Regions from separate parts of the Homo sapiens genome. Here region 2 is linked to region 1. Evidence: chromatin loops called from intact Hi-C (ENCODE). Cell type or tissue: heart right ventricle. All regions are shown on one strand. Each heading gives the region's core, and the rest is flanking DNA. Links, peaks and the distances in the headings are about the cores only. Region 1 overlaps CD36 (CD36 molecule (CD36 blood group)). Region 2 overlaps GNAT3 (G protein subunit alpha transducin 3).

Evidence for each region. Hi-C counts contacts between places; a loop is a spot of excess contacts. Peaks named below come from ENCODE experiments on the same cell type or tissue, not always from the same donor. Only the 100,000 strongest peaks of a DNase experiment are listed, where the experiment ranks them.
Region 2: it touches region 1 in a loop (2.9-fold over the local background); 2 of 110 quality-filtered maps call a loop at or near these places.

The regions. Positions count from the first base shown.
Region 1 is chr7:80,674,138-80,685,524 of GRCh38, forward strand. CD36 (CD36 molecule (CD36 blood group)) reads left to right here. Exons shown (of 15, transcript NM_001001548.3): 14 at 1-10; 15 at 2,247-5,137. The coding sequence ends at 10. Among named protein-coding and RNA genes, the nearest start is that of CD36, 41 kb to the left of the region's middle. In heart right ventricle, for the core only: CTCF peaks have their summits at 7,336 and 7,538; a DNase peak (open chromatin) is centred at 6,443; H3K27ac peaks cover 3,704 bases.
Region 2 is chr7:80,447,865-80,459,251 of GRCh38, forward strand. GNAT3 (G protein subunit alpha transducin 3) reads right to left here. Exons shown (of 8, transcript NM_001102386.3): 8 at 10,771-10,997. The coding sequence ends at 10,807. Among named protein-coding and RNA genes, the nearest start is that of GNAT3, 59 kb to the right of the region's middle. In heart right ventricle, for the core only: CTCF peaks have their summits at 6,029 (motif pointing left) and 6,230; no DNase peak of the experiment used is centred there.

The DNA.
Region 1 (11,387 bases), core at 1,820-9,819:
AATAAAATAAGTAAGTATGTACCAAAAAATATTGCTTCAATAATATTAGCTTATATATTACTTGTTTTCACTTTATCAAAGAGAAGTTACATATTAGGCCATATATATTTCTAGACATGTCTAGCCACTGATCATTTTTAAATATAGGTAAATAAACCTATAAATATTATCACGCAGATCACTAAAGTATATCTTTAATTCTGGGAGAAATGAGATAAAAGATGTACTTGTGACCATTGTAACAATAGCACAAATAAAGCACTTGTGCCAAAGTTGTCCAAAATTGACTGGTTCATTTCTCAATTATATAGCTAGTTATATATTATCTGATACTTAAAAATAATTGACTAGGAAATGGTTTCATAAGACCAGGATTGCTGCATGTAGACATGCTGGCCGTGCATTTTCCAAATCCAGAAAAGTCCTGAACAAAAATTTGAATATAATAGTATCAGGAAATAGGGGAAAATAGTGTTCAACATAGTAGAACCAAGTACTCAGAGTGGTGTACAAGAGTTTAGGCCTCTATGCTTTAGATATTAGTGTCCATGCACTCTTAAAGATGAATGAATGCCTGACCTTTCCTAAAGGAAAACCTTTTTTTAGTTATCACAGGTAACATTGGTGTTGCCTGTGGGGGAGAATTTTTTACTTTCTCCCTATTTTTCTTCAGCCCACCTCAAGGCAATGTAAATAAAAGCAGTATGTGTGTTATAATAACTTATTTAGTTGTTTACTGTGTGCCAGTACCATGCTAAAGAAAGATTCTTTATCTCACATGATCCCTAATACAATTTCATGATTTTCCAATAGCCTGGATTCATCAGCATCCATTCTATCTTCTAGAGATGTTCCATGAAATCATACATTTTAATTGTTTGTGACCAAAGCATAAATCAGTGAAAGTGGAATTTGGGGACCAATAATTTCCTTTTGTGAGATGGAGAGCTTGTGTTTGAAAAGGCAACCTAATTTTTGGTTCTAATCACTTCTACCACTATTTAGTCACCAAAAAGACAATAATTCTGCATCCAAACTATTTGGACAGAATGGCTTCAAAATGCTAGCCTAAAATGTTCACATTATAAAAAGTTAAATATTACCTTCAATACCTGTCAGTAGCCTACTGACAAATTATGACTAAACAAAGGTATTTGTATGACTATGTAATAGATCATCCGCTGAAAAGTAAAACAAAATAACAAAAAAACTTGTCCTAATGGGAAAGCATGCTTAATAAAAGGAAATGCAGAAGTTATAAACATGTTTTGTAAGTAAGTATTCAGAATTAAAATTATGTGATACATTTTTATGATTGCTTAATGATCCTTGGATGTCAGATTCCTTGGGTCTATTTATAGCTAAATTATAATGAAAAATTCAAGGCTTGCTGGAGCAACTTTGTCAACAAATATATTAGTTTTGCTTATATATTTGATTTTTATGTGGAAAAATTACTACCCTTTTTTACAAGCAGAGAATAAACTGTTGATTACTTGATTTACTAGATTTAGAAGAATCACAAAAGATATGTAGATTTTCTTAAGCAAAATTCAGCTCTTAATATCATAAAAATTATATCTTTGGGCAGATTTGTAAACAATAGGAACAAGTAAGAAGACAGGTATGTAAGAAGTAGCAAAGTGTAAGACGGTGGAGCTTTAATGTGTGGTTTTACTCAGGGGGTCACAAGAAAATAACCCAATGGTCCTTTTGAAAGTAGTACATACACCTTTAAATGGAACTTGGTCTGAAGGGTGTGGAAATGCTGGTCCAGGGCAGATGCACTTCAGCTACCGTTCCTTGCCTGGTGTGTGCTTGTCTTGAAGCACCCTTCTTATGTGCCTTTCTGGAATGGGAATGTGTTTTGCCCTATTGGTGAAGTCCGTTAGAGAACTTCTCTCTGCAGCTAGAGAAACTGAACTGATTAATAAAAAGTATGATATCTAAGATATACTGCCACTCTACAGGTAGTAAATGATTCTTCACATTTGTGCGCCAGCTACATCATGACCCTTGGTAATACCGACCAACAGGATGAAAATTGGATATGCTTTACTTTTACAAAGCACACCTTATCTTTTAGTTGAAGAAATGGTGGCACTATTTCTTTTTTTGCACTAAGCAACTGCACATTTCAAAAGGATTATTGAGATGTTATGAAAATCTCTACCTTGCACAAAAAAAAACCCAGCAGCTTTTAAAATTCATCATTTCCACAACTGAATTGATTTCCGTTTCTACAGACCTGGCTCAAGCACAAACCAATTTGTGTTGTTCTGATTCAATAATTGGTTTCTGGGTGGCCAATTCAGAAGAAGAGTGTACATGCTCAACAAATCCTAGGCCCTGCATTCCTGTCATCCTCATCCGGGGGAAACACCATCATCCCAGTAGCTGCCCTATTCAACTGCAACAGTCTCCAGGACCATCAGTATACTGCATTTCATGTGCACCAAATATTTTGAAAGACATTTATAAATAATTGGCTTATGACTCATATTTCTCTATGAATACCTTCATACAGCAGGTATAACTCTTTTCTTTATGGGCTTAAATATTTTGTCACTGATCCTGCAAATGGACATCATTTTAGCACACTAGCGGTTTATATTTTAAGGACCTTCATTCTCTGTTCTGCACCTCTTCTGGAAATTGAGTAAATTTTGCTTTTTTTTTTTTACTCAGTTGCAACTTACGCTTGGCATCTTCAGAATGCTTTTCTAGCATTAAGAGATGTAAATGATAAAGGAATTATTGTATGAAATATTACAAAGCGTAGACTATGCATTGTTATTCATTATAATATTTTTTGCTGTCATAATCGCCTCATAAAGACAGGTTTCAACCATTAAAATATGTTCTTCCTTAAATTCCTGTGCTTTTTCTAGTTCCTCTTGTGTCATAAAATGTTTATCCTAATTTTCTCTCTGAAGTATATTTTATCTGAATCCACATTTCTTTATAAATCCATAGTCCTTGCTGAAATATGCTTTCTAAATTTCTACCACTTTGTTCTAGGCTAATTTTTTAAGCTAATTGGATGAAGAACAAAAAGACATTTGGTTTCATCCTTTACAGCAGTAGGACAATTGCAAAGGTTTTTCCTTTTTCATAAGGAGACACATTAATAGGTAACTCTGTTTCTTGAGCAGGGGTTCACTTATTCTGAGAGCATTAGTTCTCCTAAAAAGCTCCAGCATAGAAAGGGAAGATAAACCAAATTCTAGCTTGTGTTTTACCCACAGAAGGATACAGGACAAAGGAATAGTAACTGGCCTGTTTGGATACTAAAATCGAAAATAACTTTTAGCCTCCTCCTTATGATAGCCGCCAGAGTAAATGTTGAGCATTACTACAGAAAAGCCACAAACCAAGAATCTACCTGTTTGGAAAGATCTTTTGCATCTCTGAAGGTGCTTAAAGCATACTTAGTGCCTTTCCTTTTAACTGGGAAGATAAAAGAAGTATCTGTCCAAGATATTAATATGTAAGATAACATTGTAGACATGTTCTTCTGATAATACAAGGTTTATTCTATTTGCATTAGGATATTTGTGGACATGTCCATCTAATATAAAGGAAAGTTTTTTAATCATTGAGGCATGTAGGGCTGAGTTATATAATGTAGAAACTTCTAAAGATAATTGGATGAGAATATACATATTGACCTGTATATTATGACTAATCATGACTCAGATCTTAATACAGGGATGATCTCATAGCATTTAGATATCAGAAAAGGTTTTGACCTATATGTCTTTAATATTGTTTGAATACATGTATAATCTTTATCATTCCTCAGTGTTTCATTTCTCAAATTCTGTAAAAGGAATATAAGAGGAAAGACAATTCATATACAAAGACAACGAGATTAAAAATATGCAGTAGGAAAAATAATTACTTAAGGGGAGATTTTTTTTACATGAAATCTGGGCTTTGGATGTGTGTGTGTGTGTGTGTGTGTGTGTGTGTGCACATATGCACTGTGGTGGGAGTGGGGCAACTTGGGGAATATGTTACATGTGTGACTTTGTTTTGCCCTGGCGAAGTTAATGTTGTTCAGAAAGGGTAAATGTTTGGACACTTGCAATTGCTCATGGATGAATTTATATGTTTTAGTCATAGAAAAATTGTACCCTTTGATAGAAGCACATTTTCTTTCCAAAGCTGGTTATTAACCACAGAATTATAGCAGGTATTCATAACTTAAGTTTGAAAATCAATAGCGTCTGCAAATGGATTAACAGATTAGAGAATCAACAGCATCGGAAAATAGGTTAATGCATATTGCTTCTAACAAGTGCATGAAGAAATAGAAGAAGCTATGTAGCTTTCAGTTCTGACAGAAAAGGGTGAAGGAGGGTATCATTTCAAGAAAAAAAATAGCTATCACGCAATGGTTATCTCTGAAAATATTTGTATTAAGATGTGTATACATGGCCAGGCATGGTGGCTCATGCCTGTAATCCCAGCACTTTGGGAGGCAGGTGGATCACGAGGTCAGGAGATCAAGACCATCCTGGCCAACATGGTGAAACCTCATCTCTACTAAAAATACAAAAATGAGCGGGGTGTGGTGGCCCATGCCTGTAGTCCCAGCTGCTCGGGAGACTGAATCTCTTGAGCCTGGGAAGCAGAGGTTGCAGTGAACTGAGATCGCGTCACTGCACTCCAGCCTGGTGACAGAGCGAGATTCCATCTCAAAAAAAAAAAACAGTATGCACGTACAAATTTCTTAACCTGTTATCAATGTCTGAGCTACATAATTATCTTTCTAGTTGGAGTTTGTTTTAGGTGTGTACCAACTGACATTTCAGTTTTTCTGTTTGAAGTCCAATGTATTAGTGACTCTGTGGCTGCTCTCTTCACCTGCCCCTTGTGGCCTGTCTACAATTCTAAATGGATTTTGAACTCAATGTCGTCGCTTCTGGTTTCCTGCATATACCAATAGCATTACCTATGACTTTTTTTTTCCTGAGCTATTTTCACTGAGCTGAGCTAATGAACTAAAACTGAGTTATGTTTAATATTTGTATCAAATACATAAAAGGAATACTGCTTTTTCCTTTTGTGGCTCAAAGGTAGCTGCATTTTAAAATATTTGTGAAAATAAAAACTTTTGTTATTAGAAAAATGATTTTGCTTATTTTTATTTTTGAATGTAGTTGACTTCCATATTGTTTGATATTGTTACTATAGTTTTATATGAGCTATTATCCTTTCATGACTTATTTACATATCACTCCTATTTCCTTTTTCCAACTGTTCCCAGATGCTAGTAGTACAATCTACACATTGCAAAACGTTTCATTCTGCATACTCATGAAGGGGGCTGTGACATAGGATAAATATAAATATTTTAAAATTTTCCTTTAATTACATGAATCTTAGACAAACAGCCTCAACATCACCTGGGAACTTGTTAAAAATGCAGAATCTCTGGTTCTACCTCAGACCCACTGAATCAGAATCCACAGTTTAACAGGATCTTTAAGAAATTCATAGACACTCGAAATTTTGGAAAAGCCCTGATTTAAGTCACTGAAGTTTGACTAGCTGTAAGAGTTTTATTTGACCTGTTGCTGGTATTAGTTTGATGTATTAACAGAAGGACATAAACATACTGAGATGAGGGGGAAGTTCATCAGACCTGAAAATGTTGCTATAAATATCCCACTAAGTTTTATAATTTGCCCTGTTGAGCTTGTAAATATTTTCAAACAGTAATAAAGCTAATCTATATGGCAGAGTAGAGGGTGAAGTGGTATTAAACTTTATACTCCTTTGATTTGCTGGAATGTGTTATTTGATCTACTTGACAGTATTAACGACAAATATATATACTGCATGTAAAGTAATGAATAGGTTAGGAGCAGATAAGGGATACTAAAATTGGAGACAGGTCCTAGACTTTATCTGATATAAAAATTATTCATCTGAATAAAGAGATTCTTCAGGATCCAGTAGCTTTCTGTTTTATAAATGTATACTGAATAATAGCACTGGAGTTGTACTATGAGCACAAAACTGGGCTAGACTGCTAGATGGCCTGCTTGCCACATGTCTGCAGTGGAGTAGGGAGCAGGAGCAAGGGAGGGGATAAAGAGAAGAAAATTCAAAGAGTATTTACAGTGGAGAAAGTCTATACTGTTATATAGAAAGTGAATGAGGAAGGCTGAGCACAGTGTCTCTTGCCGGTAATCCCAGCACGCTGGGAGGCCGAGGTGGGAGTATAGCTTGAGGACAGGAGTTTGTGACTAGCCTGGGCAACACAGCAAGACCCTGTCTCTACAAAAAAAATTTAAAAATTAGCTGCGTGTGATGGCATATATCTGTAGTCCCAGCTATTTGGGAGGCTGAGGCAGGAGGATCCCTTGAGCCCAGGAGTTTCAGGCTGTTGTGAGCTACGATCACACCACTGCATTCCAGCCTGGGCAACAGAGTGAAACCCCGTCTCTAAAACAAAGAGTCAATGAGGCCGGTATGAAAGAGCTGAGCTTGGAACTATCTAGGCTTAAAGTGACAGTTTGGCAGCTGTTCCTCAGCCCTAATCTTGTCTTCATTCTACATGGTTGAGGACTAGGGCATTTGTGGAAAGAGGAACCTACGTAACAGAGAAGGCTCTGAAGTAAGTGGTGAGTAATTTCACATACTCTGCCACATTAGCATTAAAGAATAGAATTCAGTTATTGGAGACTTCTGTGGAATCATCTTAGAATGGAAATACACACGAAAAGGATTTATATATCTTTGGATATAGACTAGGGAGCAGGACTCTATTTGAGAGTAGAACCAATTTGAAATACCAATGTAGGTTAATGTTGGATATGTCCTTGTAGATACTTGAAAAATTATTTTTAAATGCTGCTGTGATGAGTTTGTGAAACTATATCTATACTGGCTAATTTAGGAATGTTTCTTTATCCACTTTCATTGCCTTTCCATCTTAGCCCTGCAGCCAGCATATTCACAGTTTGTTTAGTAGAAGTACAAGTCAGCCACAAGGGCATCAGCAGAGTAATCAAATGCACAGTAGGATTACTTGGATTCTGAAATTTCTCTTGCAGATAATCTCTTGCCAGAAAGTATTGCTCTTCTATTTCTGTTTTCCATATTATTTAAGGACATTTAGCTTTGCTAATAAAGGAAACAAATGACAAACATAGATGAAACTAAGTTTAAGGAAGTAGAGTACCATGTCAGATATCAAGGAAAGCATTTATTGAACACAGGAAGAGATGGAATTGTCAAATATACTTAAGCCACTAACTGTACATAACATACTACATTTATATGGGTCAAAGAGGTGTCCCACTAGTCCCCCTGCTGGCAATATGAATAAAACAAATGACAGACATGTCTGTTCAGCAGGCCTCTGGTTCTCTACAGCTGTGGCCAGGTATACTTTCCCCTGTGTCTCTCCAATATAACAAGAATTAATTTTGACACCAGTCCCCTTCTGTATTTTGGACTCCCTTGCTTATACTCCAAATCTGGTTTTAGTAACCCCACCATTAAAAGAGAAAGTTGATGCAACAGAGAGACAGAACATATGAATATTGTGTACTTCAGGATTCATATATAGTGGGACTTTTACCCTCCTTAGTACTCTGTCCTAAACTTGTAAATCTATCTTTTCTCTTTGCCCTAGCTTCTCACTGTGCATTTGAAGTTGATCAATAAATTGTGATATTTAATAATCTTGAATTGTTCTACAATTTTTTTGTTCCTTTAGGACAGAGCTCTCGGATAGTGCCTGGTAGTGTACTTGGAGGCTAACATTCCCTTTAAGTAATTTACAGTGCAACACTATGGTTTCCATGTTGGGTTTAAATACAAAAGGTTTGTTTATAATAATTCAGCATGCAAAATATGAAGTTCAGCAGGCTTGCTAACTAAATAATGAATTATAAATATCATATGCAGTCTAAGACCTGAATGGCAAATACATTTCTTTTACCAATCATTTGATAATTGCTTGAAATCATTTAGTTGAAAAAGTCTTGAATTGGTTAAGAATTATGCATAGACAGGTCTAAGATCTGTGTGGACAAAAGGCCAAAAGAATTAGCAAGGTCTGTCTTGGGAAATGTAATAGAGAAAATCTATAGTCCTTATGGGAAGGGAAGTCTCTAAAGGTAATTATGAAATGGGCGAATTGATGTGAGGGTTTAAACATTGATACCATTAGATGAGTTAAACTTTTATAGTCAACTATTATCATTCATTGCCAGACTGTAGAACTGTCTAGTAACAAAAACTCTGTAAGTTCAATATGTATTAATAGTAGGGTTCACTTCTAAACATTAAAGCTACATTTGACTCAGTTTAATACACACGTTGAATAAAATATTTATCTGATAAAAATGTAACTAAGCAAGAAAACAGTTATTGGCAAATTTTCTGTAAAGGACCAAATAGAAAATATTTTAGGCTGTATAGGCCATACAGGCTCTGTGACAACTACTTGGCACTGTCATTGTGGCACAAAAAAATATAGCCACGGACAATATATAACAAATGGTCATGGCTGTGTTCCAATAAATCTTTATATATATATGTGTATATACACATACGTGTATATATACGTGTATATACGTGTATGAACACATACGTGTATATATACGTGTATACACGTGTATGTACACATACGTGTATATATACACGTGTATATATGTGTATGTACACATACGTGTATATATACGTGTATATACGTGTATGTACACAGGTGTATATATACGTATATGTACGTATATGTGTATATATGTGTATATATGTGTATATATACGTATACGTGTATATATGTGTATATACGTATACGTGTATATATGTGTATATACGTATATATACGTATATGTGTATATATGTGTATTTATACGTATATGTGTATTATGTGTATATATACGTATATGTGTATATATGTGTATATATACGTATATGTGTATATGTGTATATATACTTATATATGTGTATATGTGTATATATGTGTATATGTGTATATGTGTATATATGTGTATGTGTATATATACATATATGTGTATGTGTATACATGTGTATGTGTATATATACATATATGTGTATATATACATGTATGTGTATATATACATATGTGTATGTGTATATATACATATGTGTATGTGTATATATACATATGTGTATGTGTATATATACATATGTGTATGTGTATATATACATATGTGTATATATACATATGTGTATATATGTATATATGTATATATACATATGTGTATATATGTATATATGTATATATACATATATGTGTGTATATATGTATATATGTGTATTTATATATGTGCATGTGTGTATAAATATGTATATATTATATGTGTGTATATATACATATATGTATGTATATATACATATATACATACATATATACATATATACACACATATACGCACATATAGACATATATATGTATATATACACACATATATACATATATATGTATATATACACACATATATACATATATATGTATATATACACACATATATACATATATGTATATATACACATATATATGTATATATACACATATATATGATATATATGATAAGCTGTATTTGGCACACAAGACACAGTTTGTTGGTTCCTAGACCAGAAAGTGCTGGAACTTTGTAGATTTTGATACAATGGATAATTATTTGAGTGACTGGATTAGTCTGAAACTTTCCTATTGTATTAGCCAATCATAGCTATATAAAGGATATGCCATTCAGAATTGGGGCTACTAAAAAACAGATGTTCTTTAGTTGATTGAATTTCCTTGCCATGTCAGAAATGGAACTCTTCACTTTTGGGGATTAAAGTCCAGGTTACCATCCAAATGAAGCTATTCTGCTTAATATTATCTCAATGATTAAGAACTGTTTCAGTCATGAAGTCCTTGCCCATGGCTATGTCCTGCATGGAATTGCCTAGCTTTTCTTCTAGGGTTTTTATGGTTTTAGGTCTAACATTTAAGTCTTTAATCCATCTTGAATTAATTTTTGTATAAGGTGTAAGGAAGGGATCCTTTCAGCTTTCTACATATGCCTAGCCAGTTTTCCCAGCACCATTTATTAAATAGGGAATCCTTTCCACATTTCTTGTTTTCATCAGGTTTGTCAAAGATCAGATGGTTGTAGATGTGTGGTATTATTTCTGAGGGCTCTGTTCTGTTCCATTGGTCTATATATCTGTTTTGGTACCAGTACCACACTGTTTTGGTTACTGTAGCCTTGTAGTATAGTTTGAAGTCAGGTAGTGTGATGCCTCCAGCTTTGTTGTCTTGGCTTAGGATTGTCTTGGCAATGTGGGCTCTTTTTTGGTTCCATATGAACTTTAAAGTAGTTTTTTCCAATTCTGTGAAGAAAGTCATTGGTAGCTTGATCTGGATGGCATTGAATCTATAAATTACCTTGGCAGTATGGTCATTTTCACGATGTTGATTCTTCCTATACATGAGCATGGAATGTTATTCCATTTGTTTGTGTCCTCTTTTATTTCGTTGAGCAGTGGTTTGTGGCTCTCCTTGAAGAGGTCCTTCACATCCCTTGTAAGTTGGATTCCTAGGTATTTTATTCTCTTGGAAGCAATTGTGAATGGGAATTCCCTCATGATTTGGCTCTCTCTTTGTCTGTTATTGGTGTATAGGAATGCTTGTGATTTTTGCACATTGATTTTGTATCCTGAGACTTTGCTGAAGTTGTTTATCAGCTTAAGGAGATTTTGGGCTGAGACGATGGGGTTTTCTAAGTATACTATCATGTCACCTGCAAACAGGGACAATTTGACTTCCTCTTTTCCTAATTGAATACCCTTTATTTCCTTCTCCTGCCTGATTGCCCTGGCCAGAACTTCCAACACTATGTTGAATAGGAGTGGTGAGAGAGGGCATCGCTGTCTTGTGCCAGTTTTAAAAGGGAATGCTTCCAGTTTTTGCCCATTCAGTATGATATTGGCTGTGGGTTTTTCATAAATAGCTCTTATTATTTTTAAATACATCCCATCAATACCTAGTTTATTGAGAGTTTTTAGCATGAAGGGCTGTTGAATTAAAACACCAAAAGCGATGGCAACAAAAGCCAAAATAGAAACATGAGATCTAATTAAACTAAAGAGCTTCTGCATGGAACAAGAAACTACCATCAGAGTGAAGAGGCAACCTACAGAATGGGAGAAAATTTTTGCAATCTACCCATCTGACAAAGGGCTAATATCCAGAATCTACAAAGAACTTAAACAAATTTACAAGAAAAAATCAAACAACCCCATCAAAAAGTGGGCAGAGGATATGAACAGACACTTCTCAAAAGAAGACATTTACACAGCCAACAGACACATGAATAAATGCTCATCATCACTGGCCATCAGAGAAA
Region 2 (11,387 bases), core at 1,421-9,420, 230 kb before region 1:
TTTTACCAAATGTACTCAAGATTTTTTAAAACCTTGAATTGGGTAGAAAAAAAATGATGGCCTTTTACTCATAGTACATCACTTTCTTTAGACATTTTTATTATTCCTCCCTTTCCCACCAAAAGCATTAATACAGAACTGGGAACCTTAACACCTACATACATACACATACATACACATGCTCTGTTACACATGTGTAATATTATTTAAATGTGGATTGTCTGTTTTGCGTACTAGTCACAGAGATTTACCTGACGTTGTTATAGTGATAAGGCCTATGAAGAAGGAAGTACAAGTTGTTCAGAGATCACATAGGACAGATAGTCAGCCAAGAACTGGCTGGTAAAGGAAGCACTTCTTAAAAAAGTAAAAACCTAAAAGTTGAGTTAGTTAGTCAACCAACAGGGAGAAGAAGAATGTTCTGGGAGAGAGGATGTTTGCAATTGTATTTATAAAGGTAAAAGATTGAGCTAGCAAGGTAAAAAGATGCCAGGTAGTTAAGAACATTTAAACAGTATGGCAGCTGGACATTGTTATAGGCATTAGAGTACCATGGAAGCATTTGAAGTTGTGTCATGTAGTTGCACTGCATTTTAGAAAGAGCATCTGGCAGTTGGGTGAAAACACTGGAAGTGGCAAGAGTGGAGGCCACCACAGTTTAAGAAGGTGTTTCAGGAATCTCTGCAAGAGAGATGAACAAGACAAGGGGCAGTGATGATGCAGAAAAGCAGATCATTAAAAAAAAATTTAGAATGAGAATGTAGAATAAACAAAACATGTTGAATAATTTGAAATGTGAAAGAAAAGAATACGCCAGGCACAGTGACTCATGCCCCTAATCCCAGCACTTCGGGAGGCAAAGGTGGGTGGATCCCTTGAGCCCAGGAGTTCAAGACCAGCGTGAAACACAGTCTCTACTAAAAATACAAAAAAAAATTAGCCAGGCATGGTGGTGCACACCCATAGTCCCAGGTACTTGGGAGGCTAAGGTGGATCACCTGAACCCGAGAAGTCGAGACTGAAGTGAGCAGTGATTGCCCAACTGAACTCCAGCCTGGGCAATAGGAGTGAAACTGTGTCAGTTAAAAAAAAAAAAAAAAGAAGAAGAAGAAGGATAAAAACTAATCCAGCTTAAATAACTAAGAGGAGGGATAGACTTGGAGGTAATAAATAGTGGTTTGTTTTTTTTTTTTTTTTTGAAATGTTGAGTTTTATTTGTCTGTATATGTTTGAAGAGACAGGAAGATATGCATGCAGGGATCAAGAGACTAACCTTGTCTAAAAAAAAATGAAGCCATGAAAGACTTAAGATTTCTCAGAATGTATAGAATGAGAAGAGAAGATGGCCTAGTGAATATTAGTAATACTAACATTTACACAATGATCAGGGAAGCTTGAGGAGAAGAAACATGAGATTCAGCAGAAAAACCAGGGAATTATGGCATTCTGGAAGTCAAGAGTAATAAGGACGCTCTCCAGGAGACCTCGGTAAACAATCATTGGCTAATTTTTTTATTAATTCACATTCATTCATTAAGTTTCTATTTTGTGTAAAGAGCAGGTGGGGAAAAACCCATATCTGGTCTCTGCTCTCAGGGAGTGCATAGTAATATGAAGAAATAAAAATAAGTTGAAAAATTACACACATAAATATTTCTTTGTAAACTTTAATAAGTTGTAAAGAGTAAAATTATGGGCTAGATGTGGTGGCTCATGTCTGTAATCCTAGCATTTTGGGAGGCCGAGAGGGACAGATCACTTGAGGCCAAGAGTTCGAGACCAGCCTGGCCAATATGTTAAAACCCCCTCTCTACTAAAAACACTAAAATTAGCTGGACATGGTGGTGTGTGCCTGTGGTTCCAGCTACTCAGGAGGCTGAGGCACAAAAATCACTTTAATCCAGGAGGTAGAGGTTGCAGTAAAGCCAAGATCAGAACACTTCACTGCAGCCTGGGTAACAGAGCAAGACTCTTCTTAAAAACAAAACAAAACAAAACAAAAAAAAACAAGAGTAAAATTATGAAGACCCGTAGAAGTACATACAGGCGAATGAACTTCTATTCCGTGAAGTTTGAGAACCTTGTCTTAAGAAGTGAACTCTAACCTAAGATTTGAAGAATGAGTAGGCGCCAACAGGGCTTGTAGGGGAGAGGGCAGTCCTGGCACATAATCCTGCAAGTGGACTTTGATCCTGCAAAGGACAGAACATGTGAAATCAGGGCCACTTTCCCTGAGTAACTGCACTCCTGAAACTTTATTTTAACCCAGAAATTATCTCAGCTTCTAGGAGTTTTAAAAAATAAAATTTAACTATTACTTTTAGGCAACCAGCTATGCAGGGAATGTAGACCTATATTGACAAGGATATTGAAGTTTGGGACATTTCCACGTCCCAGTGGAGGTCACTATGGAAAATATGGACTCATCATTTATTAATTTATGAAATACTTTTTAATTCTCTTACGTAGGTGAGATACTATGGGTATGAATGAATGCCACTTTATTCCTTTCAAAATCACCTTTATTATTTTTGTTATGATTTTTGGGAGCTAACATATATTGGCCCATTTTATGTGTTCAATTCAGTGATGTTTGGTAACTTACCAAGTTTTTACATTATTCTTTAATAAAATGTTTATACATTAATTCATTTTCCCTCCCTTGGATGACACGAGATGTTCTACCAGGCTTAACAATGAAATGTTGCCCTTGTGAAATCTTTCCTAGGGGCAACATTAGATATCTGGTTCTTTTCCCCAGGAATAAATAACACTTTTAAGCCTTCAATTTAAACCTAAAATGAAAAGGAAATCACAATTTTTAAACATAAAAGTCATATTTTAAATGTTCATTAAAAATCTTTTGCATACCATTCCTCTTCCTCATTTTAGTAAGAGTTAAGACAAGCTTACTCTGGTATCAGTTTTCAAAAGAAATTGCCGAGTCACAAGCTGAGGTTATGTTGGTCTGTGGTGGTTGTTTAATCTACTCTGTTCGTTCATAGGTAAGAAAAACTACCACCTAAAATAAACGACTGTTCAATGTCTCACAGCGGATTGGTGCTCAAACTGGGATTTAAAATTAAGTCCTCAAACATAGCCCACGCTTCCCTACAGTGACTGTGTCACCCATCCTAGGAGGGAAAATATAGTTCAGGGGAACTTTTTGCCACAGATTTACAATGAAATACCGGCTTAGTGATTTGCTGTTGGAGTCTAAGTTTATTGAAGCCTTCTAGGAGTGCAGAGTCCAAAGTATAACTGCATATGTGCTTCCACTACTATTTTAAGGTAAAGAACATCCTAGGAAAAACAGCAAAGCAGCATGGCTGTGGCTTTAGATCATCAAGCAGTTGTAGGGGAGAAAAGCAATATCTTTTCCTCATCTGTAGCTAGGTTCAAGGCTGAAACCCCTATAACAAAAGACAGGGTAGCAAGAGAAAGGCATGCAAATTTAGTAGAAGATTTATGTGACACAGGAGTCTTCAGAAATTAAGACCCAAAGAAGCAGGGAAAACTATGTGTTTTAATGCTTACATTGAATGAAGGCTGGACAGTTGATATGGTTTGGCTGTGTCCCCACCCAAATCACATCTTGAATTGTAGCTCCCATAATTCCTACGGTGTCGTGGGAAGGACCTCGTGGGAGGTAATTGAATCATGGGGGTGGGTTTTTCCCATGCTGTTCTCCTGGTAGTAAATAAGTCTCACGAGATGGTTTTATAAAGAGCAGTTCCCCTGCACATGCTCTCCTGCCTGCTGCCATGTGAGATGTGCCTTTGCTCCTCCTTAACCTTCTGCCATGACTGTGAGTGCTCCCCAGCTATGTGGAACTGTGAGTCCATTAAACGTCTTTTTCTTTATAAATTACCCAGTCTTGGGCATTTCTTCATAGCAGTATGAAAAATGGACTAGTACAACAGTCTTGTGGAAGTATGATTGAATGAAAGAGGATATGATCTAATGGTAATAAGCTATGGGGACGTTAGCAAGGCCTGTTCAAATTATTCTCGGTTTCTCGGTGTCTTTATTTCTTTCCTTTTGGTATAGGAAGTATCCCTCTAGAATGAGGGCTTTCTGACCTACTTTAAAGGAAGGTCAGAGAATTCTTTTATGGCTTGCTTCAGGGAAGAATGGTGAGAGAAAGTCAGAGAGATCTTCTTCTTTAAGCTGTCTTCTCAAATGCCAAAGTGCTATATTTTGTGGTACATGTCCTGAACCCTGTCACAGTATTATTTGTTCTTTTTTAAATATGAAAAGGAACACAATTGTGAAGATGAAATAAGCATTTGTGTCTGTTTTTTATACATTTATTTATTTATTTTTAAGACAGGGTCTCACTTTGTCTCCCAGGCTGAAGTGTGGTGGCACCATCATAGCTTACTACCACCTCAAACTCCTGGGCTCAAGCTATCCTCCCACCTCAGCCTCCCAAGTAGCTGAAGACAACAGGCACGTTCCAACATGCTTTGCTAAGTTTTTGTATTTTTAATAGAGACAGTGTCTTACTATGTTGCCCAGGCTGGTCTTGAACTCCTGGGCCCAAGCAATCCTCCCGCCTTGGCCTCCCAAAGTTCTGGGATTACAGGTGTGTGCCATTGCACCTGGCCTATGTACATTTTTATTATACAATTCTCTGCCTTTTGTTTCCAAAAGTGTAGGTGATTATGCTATTCTGCCACATGTATCATTGTAGTGCACACCATATGTGGGAATAAAAATGCTAAGTGATTATTTCTTGAATAGAGGCTAAGCATTTGTGGATTCAGGTGGACTGACAGACTCACGGACCTCTAACTCCTAGGGAAATTAAATTGTTTCTTTTGCTGGTAAATTATCTCACCTACCTTGTGCTTTATATAAATGTACACTTGTATACCAATATTTTAAGTGTAATAAAATATTCAGACTTTTAATGAATAAGATGATTGTAGCCCAGATTATCTTGTTCTTTGGCATTCAGGATAGGGTGCTTTATATGATAAACTTTCTTATGCTAACTCTAAGCGCAATCATCTAGTTCTTTTCTCCCAGGTAAGGCTTTTAATGTATTAAACATAAATATTCTCCATTAATTTTGATATTGTAATGCAATTAATACTTGATCATTTTTATTTTTCAGAGGAGAAAACTTACAGCAGTATACTTTGAAAAAACAATTTTCAATTACATATGTGTGCTTGGTTTTGTCCCAAACTGACCACTTTAGAAAATATAAATGTCTTTCACATAAAATACTGGCTTTGCCTGTGTCTCATATGTTATTCCTTATCTGAAAGGTGTAATAATTAGAAGACCATTACTGTCCCCCATGAATTAAATTAGGGTCTTTTTATTTCCTTTTTCTTTCATTTGACTCTATTTATTACTTAACTAGTGTGACAAATGTGGCTTAAAATAAAAACGTTGCTATTATTAATGAAAAATGTGCTGGTCGCAGCAGTGGTGATAAAGAAAAATGTGACAGAGCACTCATTTTCCTCTTGATTTGGTGGAGTGGTCGCTGGGAAAAAGTTGTAATAAACAGAATAATGGAATGGTTAATGTTTTAGCAGAATGGGATTTTACTTTGATTTGCTGAAAAGATATACATTAATAAGCAGTCAATTGATTACAACTCACAAAACACAGTTGTCAGGCATCAAATTATATTTCTCCTACTAGTCTCTGTGAGCAAATCAAGATTTTAAACACAATACAGATAACTGAAAGACACACTTTACAAAATTAATAATTACTTAGACTAAAACAAAATGACCAAAAAAGTAAGAAGATCCTAAAAGAACGATGTATCTGTGTAACACTACAAATTTGGAGCAGCTTCAGTAGCTTCCTTAATCATAAACTAAACTTGACTAAAATATTACATATTATGTTTTCAGAATGTTATAATATACTACTGAGTTAAAGTCAAAAAATATACTATGATTCTTAACAAGATTTTATTATTTGTTTCACTAAAGTTATTGGTCATCTAGATGTATTGTTTTTAATATTTGGAGGGAAAAACCTGTGATGTAAGTGTGCCCCCATGTGGCTATAGATTGGTTTGTAAGAATGTCTGAAGCATTAATGGAAAGGGGGCTTCAATTGGTTATATTAATATTATCTTGTTAATATTTACTCCATCCCAAGCACAGAGTTGTTTCTCCTGTTTTTAAAGTTTTTCTAAGATACAGGATTCTCAGTTTCTTCCATAATTCTTACAATCATATTATTTTTAGTAGTCATACATTTTAACCAATAGGTCTGCTTCTAATTCTGAAGTGTATAACATAGTAAAGACACATAAATCAACACAAAAGACGTATGTTTCCTCATGTCTAAAGTATTTGGTTAAGTCAAGCCTAAGTCATTCTCTCCAAGTGTTTAAAAATACATTTTATAAGTAAATAGGAAGACGTATCTGGTAGGAAATTGGTATTAGGACAGGCCTATGGCCTGAGAAAATAGTTTGCTATTTATGTGATATTTTAATAAGACTATTATTAAGTCTATTATTAAGAGTATATTTGTTCATAATTTTTTTTAACCAATAGGATATTGGATATTCATAGTCAATGTTGGCGATTCCACAGAATTTGAAACCCCTTTTCCATACAGCATCTTTGTGGAGTTGATTGCTTCCATAATATATATGTGTGTGTGTGTGTGTGTGTGTGTGTGTGTGTGTGTGTGTGTGTGTATTTTATATATATATATTTTTTTTTTTTTTTGAGACAGAGTCTCACTCTGTCACCCAGGCTGGAGTGCAGTGGCGCAATCTTGGCTCACTGTGACCTCCACCTCCAGAGTTCAAGCGATTTTCCTGCCTCAGCCTCCCAAGTAGCTGGAATTACAGGTGTGCGTCACCATGCCCAACTAATTTTTTTGTATTTTTAGTAGAGACGGGGTTTTGCCATATTGGCCAGGCTGGTCTGAAACTCCTGACCTCAGGTGATCTGCCCACCTCGGCCTTCCAAAGTGCTGGGATTGCAGGCGTGAGCCACCACTCCCGGCCACTTCCATATTTTGACACAAAAGTATATCTTTATTTAACTCACTAGTCACTAATCCCAGGATGCAAAGTCTAACTTATTGGCCAGTTGATGCTTCTGGAAAATTGCTGTGAGGGTTGGTTGTTAATGACCCCACTGTATATAAGCCCACATCTTGTTTCTGAGGTAGTGCAGTGTGTTGGCATTATAATCATGTTTGAGCGAGTTTGAATGGCATTCATTTTTGTTTGTTTGTTTGAGCATGTGACTGAGCAGCAACCGCAAAAAGCAAGGGCACCGACGGCACAGATAGAAGCCTGAGCCTCAGCTTGAAATGCATGTTTTCATTTTAACCAACATTACTGTTCTCAGTGGAAGTTTCTTCAGGGTAGAAGCAAACTTTTCCATATTTTATTTTGTTATATTTAAAAACTAGCCCCAAATGCTGTGCTTCTACTCTAACTTTTTGTATTAAACTTTTAAAAGTGAAATCTGAAATAATTAAATTTTAAAGGTTGCAATCATTAAAGAATTAATACAAACATCTATTTAATTTTTTTCTTTACTAAAAATTCTCTTTTCTTAATTAGAATTCATTATTTAGCATGGCAATATTTGTGATGATGAAGAAAACTTCTTTAAGTGAAATCATAATATTGGGAGGAATTTAACGGTTTTCTTTTTAAAAATAATTCAAGATAACTTCCATTTTCATTTTGGTCATTTAACGTACTGTTTAATGTTCTCAGAGAACAATATTTCAGAAGTAAATATTTATGCCTGTCACTTTTGTGCACAGGGCAAAATGAGTTATGTACTTTGTTTGTTTGAGATGGAGTCTCGCTCTGTCACCAGGCTGGAGTGCAGTGGCATGATCTCAGCTCACTGCAACCTCCCCACCTTCCAAGTTCAAGTGATTCTCCTGCCTCAGCCTCCCAAGCAGCTGGGACTACAGGCATGCACCACCACACCCAGCTAATTTTTGTATTTTTAGTAGATACTTGGTGGTTCACATCTGTAATCCCAGCACTTTGGGAGGCTGAGGCGGGCAGATCATGAGGTCAAGAGTTATGTACTTCTGAAAAGCAAACTGAACCATTTCTGACCCCACCCTTTCCACCTACATTGTCTAAAAAATGAATCCTAAACTTAAGTCAGTAACATTTCAAATGATATATTTTCCTTTATGGAAGAGTCTCTTCACACTTATGGAAGAAAACAGGTTGATGTAGAGTGGGAAGGGAGGAAAGACAAAGCGATGAATGAAATATAGTATTTGTAATATTTATTTAAAATCTCATAATATTGAACGTCTTCTAGCAAAACGTTGGATGGTTGTCATACAGATAGTGATTCTTAGCTAGAAAACTTCATGGAATGCCTGAACTAAATGATTGCTCATGCTTTTGTTCATGTGTGCTTGATATCTTGGAATTTCAAATTAATTTTTTAATATAATTTTTAAAATTTGACTGTATTTGTTGATAATTGCTCTTTGTTTTTGGGAAAAAAAGCCACAGGCACTTAAGTGAAGATTATTCATTGAGTTATGATTATCTTTATGTGTTTAGAAGGAAAATACATCATAGAAAAATGAAGTAGCAACACTGAGAGACAGAATTATCTAAATCCACCTAAACCGCAGTTTGGCAAATTGTTTAACTTATCTTCCCTGCAACTCACCTAGCTTATAAGAATTTAATTAAATATTTTTAAGAGTCCTAGCTGACCTAATATTCTGACTATATATCATTTTCCAGAAGTATAGAAGGATAAATGATAGTGAGACATGCTTTTTTTTTTTAGATGGAGTCTCACTCTGTTGCCCAAGCTGGAGTGCAGTGGCGTGATCTCAGTTCACCGCAACCTCTACCTCCTGGGTTCAAGCAATTCTCCTACCTCAGCCTCCCGAGTAGCTGGGACTACAGGTGCATGCCACCACACCCAGCTAATTTTTGTATTTTTAGTAGAGATGGGGTTTCACCATGTTGGTCAGGGTGGTCTTGATCTCTTGACCTCATGATCCACCGGCCTTGGCCTCCCAAAGTGCTGGGATAGGCATGAGCCACTGCTCCTGGCCCAGACATGCTTTAAAAGTATGTTTTGCAGGGCCAGACATGGTGGCTCACGCCCGTAATCCCAGCACTTTGGAAGGCCAAGGTGGGTGGATCATTTGAGGTCAGGAGTTTGAGACCAGCCTAATCAACATAGTGAAACCTTGTCTCCACTAAAAATACAAAAATAAGCCGGGCAGTAGTGGTGTGCACCTATAATCCCAGCTACTCCGGAGGCTGAGGTGGGAGAATCACTTGAGCCTGGGAGGCAGAGGTTTCAGTGAGCTGAGATTGGGCCACTGGTCTCCACTCTGAGCAAGAGTGAGAACCTGTCTCAAAAAAAAAAAAAAAAAAAAAAAAAAAAGTATTGCAAATGGTAGACAATTTATAAAAAGAAAAAAATCACCTGTAATCTTCATAGATAACTTGATTTAGTTTGTAAAGCACCAACTTGGTTTTTTAAAAAGGAAGACTTTGACCATTAGAATAAAATATGATAGTCAGAATGGACCATGCAGAACCAAGGGAGGAGCTCAACATTTACCTTCTAAAAATCTGCTTGTTCTTCCTTCCCACTTCTTATTCACAAAACAAAAAACATATGAGTGCTAAAACATTAAATTATTTTTCTCTCTTGAAGTCCAGAGTTGTCATCCCAAAGCCCATGTGGTCGTCAGTTGTCATAATGTTCCATGCCAATCTGGAATAAAATGTGGGGAATGGGCGTTCCATTAAAAACTATTATTCACTTATAAAGCCTTACATTGTGTATGTGACCATATACTTCCCCCTCTCTTCAACCAGGGTAGTGCAAAAAAAAAAAATTAATAAATTATTGAAATTTTCAACTCCAAGAGTAAATTCAGCATTAATGATTTTTTTAAAGAAAATAATGTAGGAGATAAAATTGAATATATTTATTTTGCAAATGTAATTTCATATTAACAAAGAAATGTATAGAGAACATTTCATTTGCAGCTGCCTAACAGAGGGGTAATTGACTAATAAATGCCTCATGCCCTTTTAAAATAGACTTTCCAGGCCAAGAGCCGTGGCTCATGCCTGTAATTCCAGGGCTTTGAGAGGCCGAGAAGAGAGGATCACCTGAGGCCAGGAGTTCAAGCCAGGCTGGGCAACATAGTGAGACACTGTTACTATAAAAAAAACTCACAAAAAACAAAAAACTTAGCTGGGCATGGTGGCATGCATGTGTAGACCTAGCTACTCAGGAGGTTGTGGTGAGAGGATCGCTTGAGCTGAGGAGTTAGAAGCCATAGTGAGCTATGGTTGTGCCACTGTACTCCAGTCTGGGCAACACAGTGAGACCCTGTCTCTTAAAAAAAAAAAAGTCTCTACAGTACTGGCATGGCTACATTATCAACAAAAATGAATGCCTCTCAAAATCTGGCCAATGGAAATAATATTATTCCATATTTCTTCATTATTCTATGATTACAAATAGTCTGCATGTAGAGGTTTATTTCCAAGAAAATCCAGTGTCATTGATATGTACTGTTACAGTTACCAAAATATATCAGTTTTTAGATATAAGGACATCAAAGACACTCCCATTCCCCATGTTCCAAAGAAATTTAAACTTATCCAGATATAGATGATAACACATAAATATTTTTGTGGGAAAACTTTTTGCTTTACAATGCTAGTTATATGTCTAGATAAGTTAATGTCTATTCAAACTAAACACGTCATACAGCACCTTTTCTTTTATATTTTGAAAAGCATACATGAGCAAGAGTGGAAGAGAAAATAGTTGATTAGAAAAGCCCACAGTCTTTTAGATTCTCTTTGATTATTATATCTGTAACTGCGTCAAACACAAACTTGACATTTTGGGTGTCAGTAGCACAGGTCATGTGGGAATAAATTTCCTTATCTTCTTTTTTTAAATTCAGGTCTAGAAACTGGTTCTTGATGTAGTTTCCTGCATCTTCAAATGTATTTGGCCCTTGTTAAACAAAATATTTGAAGAAGTAAAGATTAATCATATGTTACAAAGAATAGGCTATAAATAATATCAGCAAATTTTAGGATTTTACTTTGATATACAAAGTATTGCAAAATCATAAAGGCAACGGTCAATTATCAGGGTGCTGGGAACTATGCTCACCCCTTTGGGAGCTCCCGGTGGCTAAAAGGTAAACTTTGCATCAAAAAGCTCAAAATACAGTAGAAATCCCAAAATATTTATAAAACAAAGTGAGTGATACAAACTTACGTATACATCAAACACTGTGTGTGTGTTTGTGGGTATGGGTATGGGTGTTTTTATACAAATTAAAAGAGAAAAAGAATGGAAAAGGTAGATGACTAAGGCACAGAAGGAGATGGTATTTGA